Regions from separate parts of the Homo sapiens genome. Here region 2 is linked to region 1. A link is a contact called in ENCODE Hi-C or POLR2A ChIA-PET data. All regions are on one chromosome and are shown on one strand. The core of a region is the stretch at or near the end of the contact, and the rest is flanking DNA. Distances in the headings are between cores, read along the strand shown. Region 1 overlaps MAML3 (mastermind like transcriptional coactivator 3). Region 2 has its middle 110 kb from the start of SCOC-AS1.

Region 1 (2,700 bases), core at 106-2,605:
TGAAAACTGTGCACTGTCATGCTTTTTGATGTGCCTGCTCAGCTTGAAAATGTACTTGTCAATTGAAATTTGCCTTAAAATTTTAACCAGGACCTCAGTTCCAAATACAGCAAATAAACAATGCCCCCTTTTGTTACCACAAATAATTAAAAGCCATCTTTTCAACTGAGGCTCTCTGATAGGTGAAGTCAATAATTTTCACCAAGTCTTTGAGGGGAAGAAAAAAACTATGTCAATAAAGTGGTGGTGGTTGGGATGGGATCATTTGACTACATGTTCAGAACGGACCTAATACCTGAGGTAGTGCAGCTTCAAACCCAGGTCTGTGCCACCTGCTCTATCAACAGGGCTGGTGAGGACTCACACAGAACCCAGCCCCCTCTGTGGCAGCCTGGAGCCAAGGAAAATTTTTTACCCCTCACCCACTCTGCTTTTTGTTTGCTATTTTTTTGTTGTTGTTTTTCATGCCCATTCTTGTAAATGTGTAAGATAGGAAAACAAATCAAAAGAGGCAAAGCCCTCATTAGACTGCCTTCTTAATCCAAGCGAGGCAGAAAGATAATTAATCGATATTTAGTACTTCGGACATATTGGTCCTTAGAAAGTAAACAATACCAATGAAACAGTAAAGAATCCTATTCATCTTTATTTTTATATCACCGTTATTATTATTTGGTTGTGGGTGATCATTGTTTTTCTTTAGGGCTTTCCAAATAGAGCGCCCAATCTGAGAACTACATTTAATTGTTCTGTGCCTCACTGGAGTACAACTATAATCCTGCAGTCAATTCAAGAAAATGAAGAGCAACGTTTTCTTTACAACCTCTATTTTTGAGATTTTACCTCAATACAGACTGTTAAAATACTCTCAGAAGCCAAGGTTAACTTTTAAACTAATTATTTTAAAAGGAAATATAACTTGTAGAGCATGTTTCTTTCTTTTTTTTTTTTTTTTTTGGTACACAGAATTTACTTGCAACTCTGCTTAAGAGTTAAGGCTTACATTACATTCATCACACTCATCACACATACCAGTGAGAGATGCATGTGAAACAGCTGAAGCTAAAATACACTCCTATTCTGTACACAGCCCTGGCATTTATTAGTGCGTAAGTCTAATCAACAGGCTAAATCATTGTCATAAAATGACAGAAAATTTTATTTTCACGCAGTCATCTTTCAAGTCTATTTGTTGCTAATTTGCTAAACTGGGATTCACTATGAAATCTACAGCTGATGTCTCTGTCTATTGAAGCAAGCATTATCTTTCTATTTTCAAAAGTAAGCTGTGGCTTGGGCTTGCTGTCTTCTTCCCAGTAAGGTCAGGAGGCTGGGCTTGCTTCCACCTGCGAGTGTATCACAAACCAGGCGCGCGCACCCGAGCCCTCCCTCCACCAGGGCGGAAACCAGAGAACACAACCCAAACACCGAAAGTTTCTGGTCGCAAACTCTACTCATCTTGCCGTGTCCAGAGACCCGGCACTGGGAACGGCACTGGCTTTTGTTCCAGGGTCCCCCAGCTGGCGAGGTAAACGCCACAGCAGTCCTTGATCCCCAAAGGTTGTGAGAGATTCTGTGGCACGGGAATTTTGGAGCCTCCCGAAAGGAGCCCATTTCTCCGCAATCCATGCGCGTGGGGTGTACAAATACACGAAAAGAGGACGCGGGGTGGGCAGGCATGAAACCTTCAGTGCCTCTTAAATTCTCAGTCTCAGGTTCACAAAGTGAATCTCCTCCTCCGTGGAAGGGCGCTAGGGGGGCGGGGGCTGGGAGAGAAATAGGTTGGAGAAAGGGACCGGAGCTACAGTCGAGATGCGGGACCGGCCCCGCCTCCGGCTACAATCAGAAAAACTACAGTGTGTCAGTGGTTTTCGGTTTCCTGTTTGTAAAGCGAGAACCTCCCCCGACTCGAACTGTCGTTCTTCCTCAAAACCAACCGAGACGGCCCCTTCTTCGCGCTCGGGGCAGGCTCAGCCGCAGGGGGAGCGGAGAGGAGGGACGCGGGGGCATGGGGGGCGCGGCGGGGCGGGGACAGCCGCGATGAAGCGGGCAGGGCCACGGGGCGCAGCACCCCTCCCAGCCCAGCGGCCCCGGGGTCTGAGCTGGGCCGCGAGGCGGACAAAGCGCCTCCCGCTCCCTCCCCCACGGCCACGTTCCAAAAGGGAGGAAGAAGGCGGGCAAGAGTGGCTGGAGGAGGAGGAAGGGAGGAGGAAGGGGAGGGGGAGGAGGAAGAGGAGGAGGGAAGGTGCTGCCGGCGGGACTGGGCAGGATCGCGCCGACCTGGGAGGGGAGGGAGGAGGGGTTGAGCGCCCCCGGAGAACTGGGAGGAGGGAAGGATTCTTGAAGCCCAAGATAAACAAATTGTTCCTCTTCACGTGCGGGGTGGGGGGACGTGGGGAGCGAGCACTGCGGCGTCGCCTCCCCTCCCCCAAGCCGACTCTTTGTCACCGAGCGCCGGCCCGAGCCCCCGGCGAAAGCCCACGGCAGCACTGGCACCACCCCGGCGCCGGGGACTCACAGACCGGGAACGTGTGCGATTTCTAAACCGCACGACGGGAGGGCCGCCCCTGCCGGGCTCTGCGCCGCCGATCGCTGGGCGGTCTGCACGGGAAACAGGCGAAGGCGCGCGGCCCCGGCACGCTCCAGGATTCCCGTCGCCTGGCCCACCCAGCACCCGGGCGGCGCGGTGCGGGGGGGGGG
Region 2 (2,700 bases), core at 30-2,529, 120 kb after region 1:
CTAAGAGCTCTCAGGAGTCTTCGTTTTATAAGGGCACCCCAGAGAGTGAGGTGCTACACCTTCATTACCTAATTATCTCCCAAAGGCTCCATTTCCTAATGCCATCACATTGGGGATTAGGAAGAACCTCAACATTAAATTTGAGAGGGCACAATCAGTCTCTAACATGGGGATGGGGCCTGAGTTCAGTTTCCTTCTATTAATATATTAGAATATATTAGTGGTAAAGGTGTTAGAGTCTAGACTGACAAAATCAAGACAAAATAAAGAGCCATTAAGTCTTTCAAAATTTAATCTATAATTACGCTGTATTCAGAAATGTGCTGGTTCCCAAAGATTAAGTTTTCCTGTGTCTAGGTACTAAAAGAAAATAAAAAGGGAGGAAGGGAGAAAGAGAAAAAGTAAGGGAGAGAGGAAATCTTTGAGAAAAACTATTAATTAGTATTGAGGAGATCTATAAAGTCTCTTCCTGGGGCTCGTTGTATTTTCAAAGTTGTCCACAGCAATCTCTCTCACCCTACAAGCTCTTCTGCAAAGAGGTGGAGTCTCCCTCCCTTCCCTCTTGAATTGGGCCTATCATGAGAGCAAAACACCATCTTCTGCTGGAAAAGAGAAAAGGATAGAATATTTCTGTGGTGAGAAAGAAGGTTATTTGATACCAAACCCAGACCACACCCACTAGAGCTGGAGTTCAGCTTACAGAAATGGATCTAAGATCAAGTCAAATCGGTAAAGACACTGGTGAGTCAGCGGGAACCACAGTGAGCTAAAGGTAGCACTGGGTGGGAGGCCAAAGGAGCGGGTTGACTGATGCTGGAGATTTGATGGGAGCGGAGCCTTCATGAGAAAGGCTGGTATCCCACAAGGTTGCATCAGTGTTGTCAGCATAGTCGTCAGTGGCTTGAGACCTTTGAACGTGAGCTAGGGGTGGATGTGTGCAGGGGCCTGGAGAGACTGCGGAGATCTGAGTGAGACCAGCTTTGCGGGGTTACTGGCAGTGCACATTCTGGCTCTGTTTTCCTGGGATCTGTTTCTTGCCCTTCCTCTACCCTGTTCTAAATCAAAGGGTTCTGACCCTTGTAGGTTGCTTTTCTAAGATCGGAGGATGATAGGAGGCGCTGACAGGCTGGATGGTGGAGGTAGAGAGGGAGAAACGAGGCCTTCTCCCCTCCTTCCCAGCCGCGCACCTCTCCCACTCCATTTGTTGCCAGACAGGTCCACTAAGGGTCCAGCCTCCACCCAGTGACGTGGAGACTCCGCGAGGCACCCTGAGCTCCGGGAACCCCCTCCTCCCTTTCCTCTGCCCCGAGGTGGTGTCAGCTTCCTGTCTTTGCAGTCTGGATTCCTCACCCCACCCTGGCTGGCCTCTCGGCTCCTCCATCCCTTGTGTAATTGATCCCTGCCTCAAAGTCCTGTCTGGAATTCCCTGGTGGTTTCTGTTTCCTGGTTAGATCCCGACCGATACACTGGCCTCCGGAGCTGGTCAGCTCTGATTCCTAGAAGAGAGCTGCTAAGGACCGGCCTGGGGACGCCTTGCTGAAAGAGGTTTGTAGGGAAACCAACCGACTTCAGGACAGTCCAGTATGTGGCTTACTTGACCCCATTCTCTCCAGAACGACATAAGCTGTTATCTTAAGGGAGGGACTTTAATGGAGGAATTGATTTGGGATGGGGTGAAGGATTCACTAAAAGAGAGGCATCAGTGGCACCAGAGAGCAGAGAAAGCTCATGTCCTCTCAGTTTAGAAATAACCAAGTGTTCTGGTGGGGGCTTATGCATCACTGAATTACTGTCGCATTCTTGGGCCCCATATAACGTTTGTATCTTGTGTCTGGTTCAAATAGAACAGAGAATAAGGGAGTGAGTGCCTCTAATTTAATATTCTTATGTTTCCATCACGTCAAATTCCCACTAGGACAAATGTATACAAATGAATCATTATAATTTTTTCCCTTTTACCCTAGCTGAGCCACTTGGGCCTCTGCTAAGAAATGATGATAAAAGTGATGAAAACAAAGCATAACATTATAATGTCATTTAAAAAATGAAAGATTTCCAGGAGATCCTTTGTTGTGCTGGAAGAGCACGAGCTGCATGTTTAAATGACTTTTTGTTTTCCCTTTTGGATAATCACAGAGAGTAATGTAACCAAAATAATCTTGGACTGCTGCTGAGGTCATCATTTAGTTCCTGCTGACATGTTGTGCTGGTCAGAAAGCAGGGGATCTCAAAGGGAGTACAGCCCTGGAGACATGAGAGAAGGCGTCATTCAGACTGCTGGTGCTTCCCTCAGAGACAACAGGGGCATGGGGTTTGAATCTGGCTGTTCATTCTCCCATCCCAACACTGGAGACACAGATGAGGAGCACACCTGTATCCCAGGCATTGTAGATTACAGCGGGAGAGAGAAATGCCAACTGGGACTGTGTCCTTGGGGGATGCGATTTTTCATACTGTATAATGAACGTGCAATAGGGAAGAGCATTTCATTGTGGGTTTTACTGCACTAGGCGATTCTGACGGGTATATGGATACTCATTCCAACTTACAGTCATAAGATGAAGACGGTCATGGGGAAGCTGCCTGGCTTCCAATGAAATATTGGGGAAGAGGATTCAATATCAAAAGTTCAGAACGGAGAATAGCAGAGTACAATTATAAAGCCCTAGGTCATTTGCTTACTTGTTTTATTCCCTTCAC

The links. Hi-C counts contacts between places; a loop is a spot of excess contacts on that map. ChIA-PET counts read pairs that join two places held with the same protein, here RNA polymerase II (POLR2A). Pooled maps may share reads with other maps.
Region 2: a loop to region 1 is called in a map of PC-9, with 5 times the contacts of the local background. The contact joins two enhancer-like sites. A Hi-C loop is called at or near these places in 97 of 168 maps with a recorded cell type or tissue (B cell, CD14-positive monocyte, CD4-positive, alpha-beta T cell and 59 more), 18 of 37 single-sample maps with no recorded cell type and 44 of 50 pooled maps. POLR2A ChIA-PET finds 5 or more read pairs at or near these places in 28 of 52 experiments (A549, A673, AG04449 and 23 more).

The regions. Positions count from the first base shown.
Region 1 is chr4:140,149,001-140,151,700 of GRCh38, forward strand. All of the region lies in intron 1 of MAML3 (mastermind like transcriptional coactivator 3), which reads right to left. Among named protein-coding and RNA genes, the nearest start is that of MAML3, 3.8 kb to the right of the region's middle. RefSeq lists enhancers at 1,058-1,902, 1,903-2,700. Within about 2 kb of position 1,356, at least 39 of the 41 ENCODE cell types and tissues checked have a DNase peak (open chromatin) inside an H3K27ac peak, as active enhancers do; they include PC-3, PC-9 and endothelial cell of umbilical vein, where a contact is called at or near this core.
Region 2 is chr4:140,266,437-140,269,136 of GRCh38, forward strand. It overlaps a transcript of SCOC not described here. Among named protein-coding and RNA genes, the nearest start is that of SCOC-AS1, 110 kb to the right of the region's middle. RefSeq lists enhancers at 323-1,522, 1,323-1,822. Within about 2 kb of position 1,280, at least 3 of the 41 ENCODE cell types and tissues checked have a DNase peak (open chromatin) inside an H3K27ac peak, as active enhancers do; they include PC-3, PC-9 and endothelial cell of umbilical vein, where a contact is called at or near this core.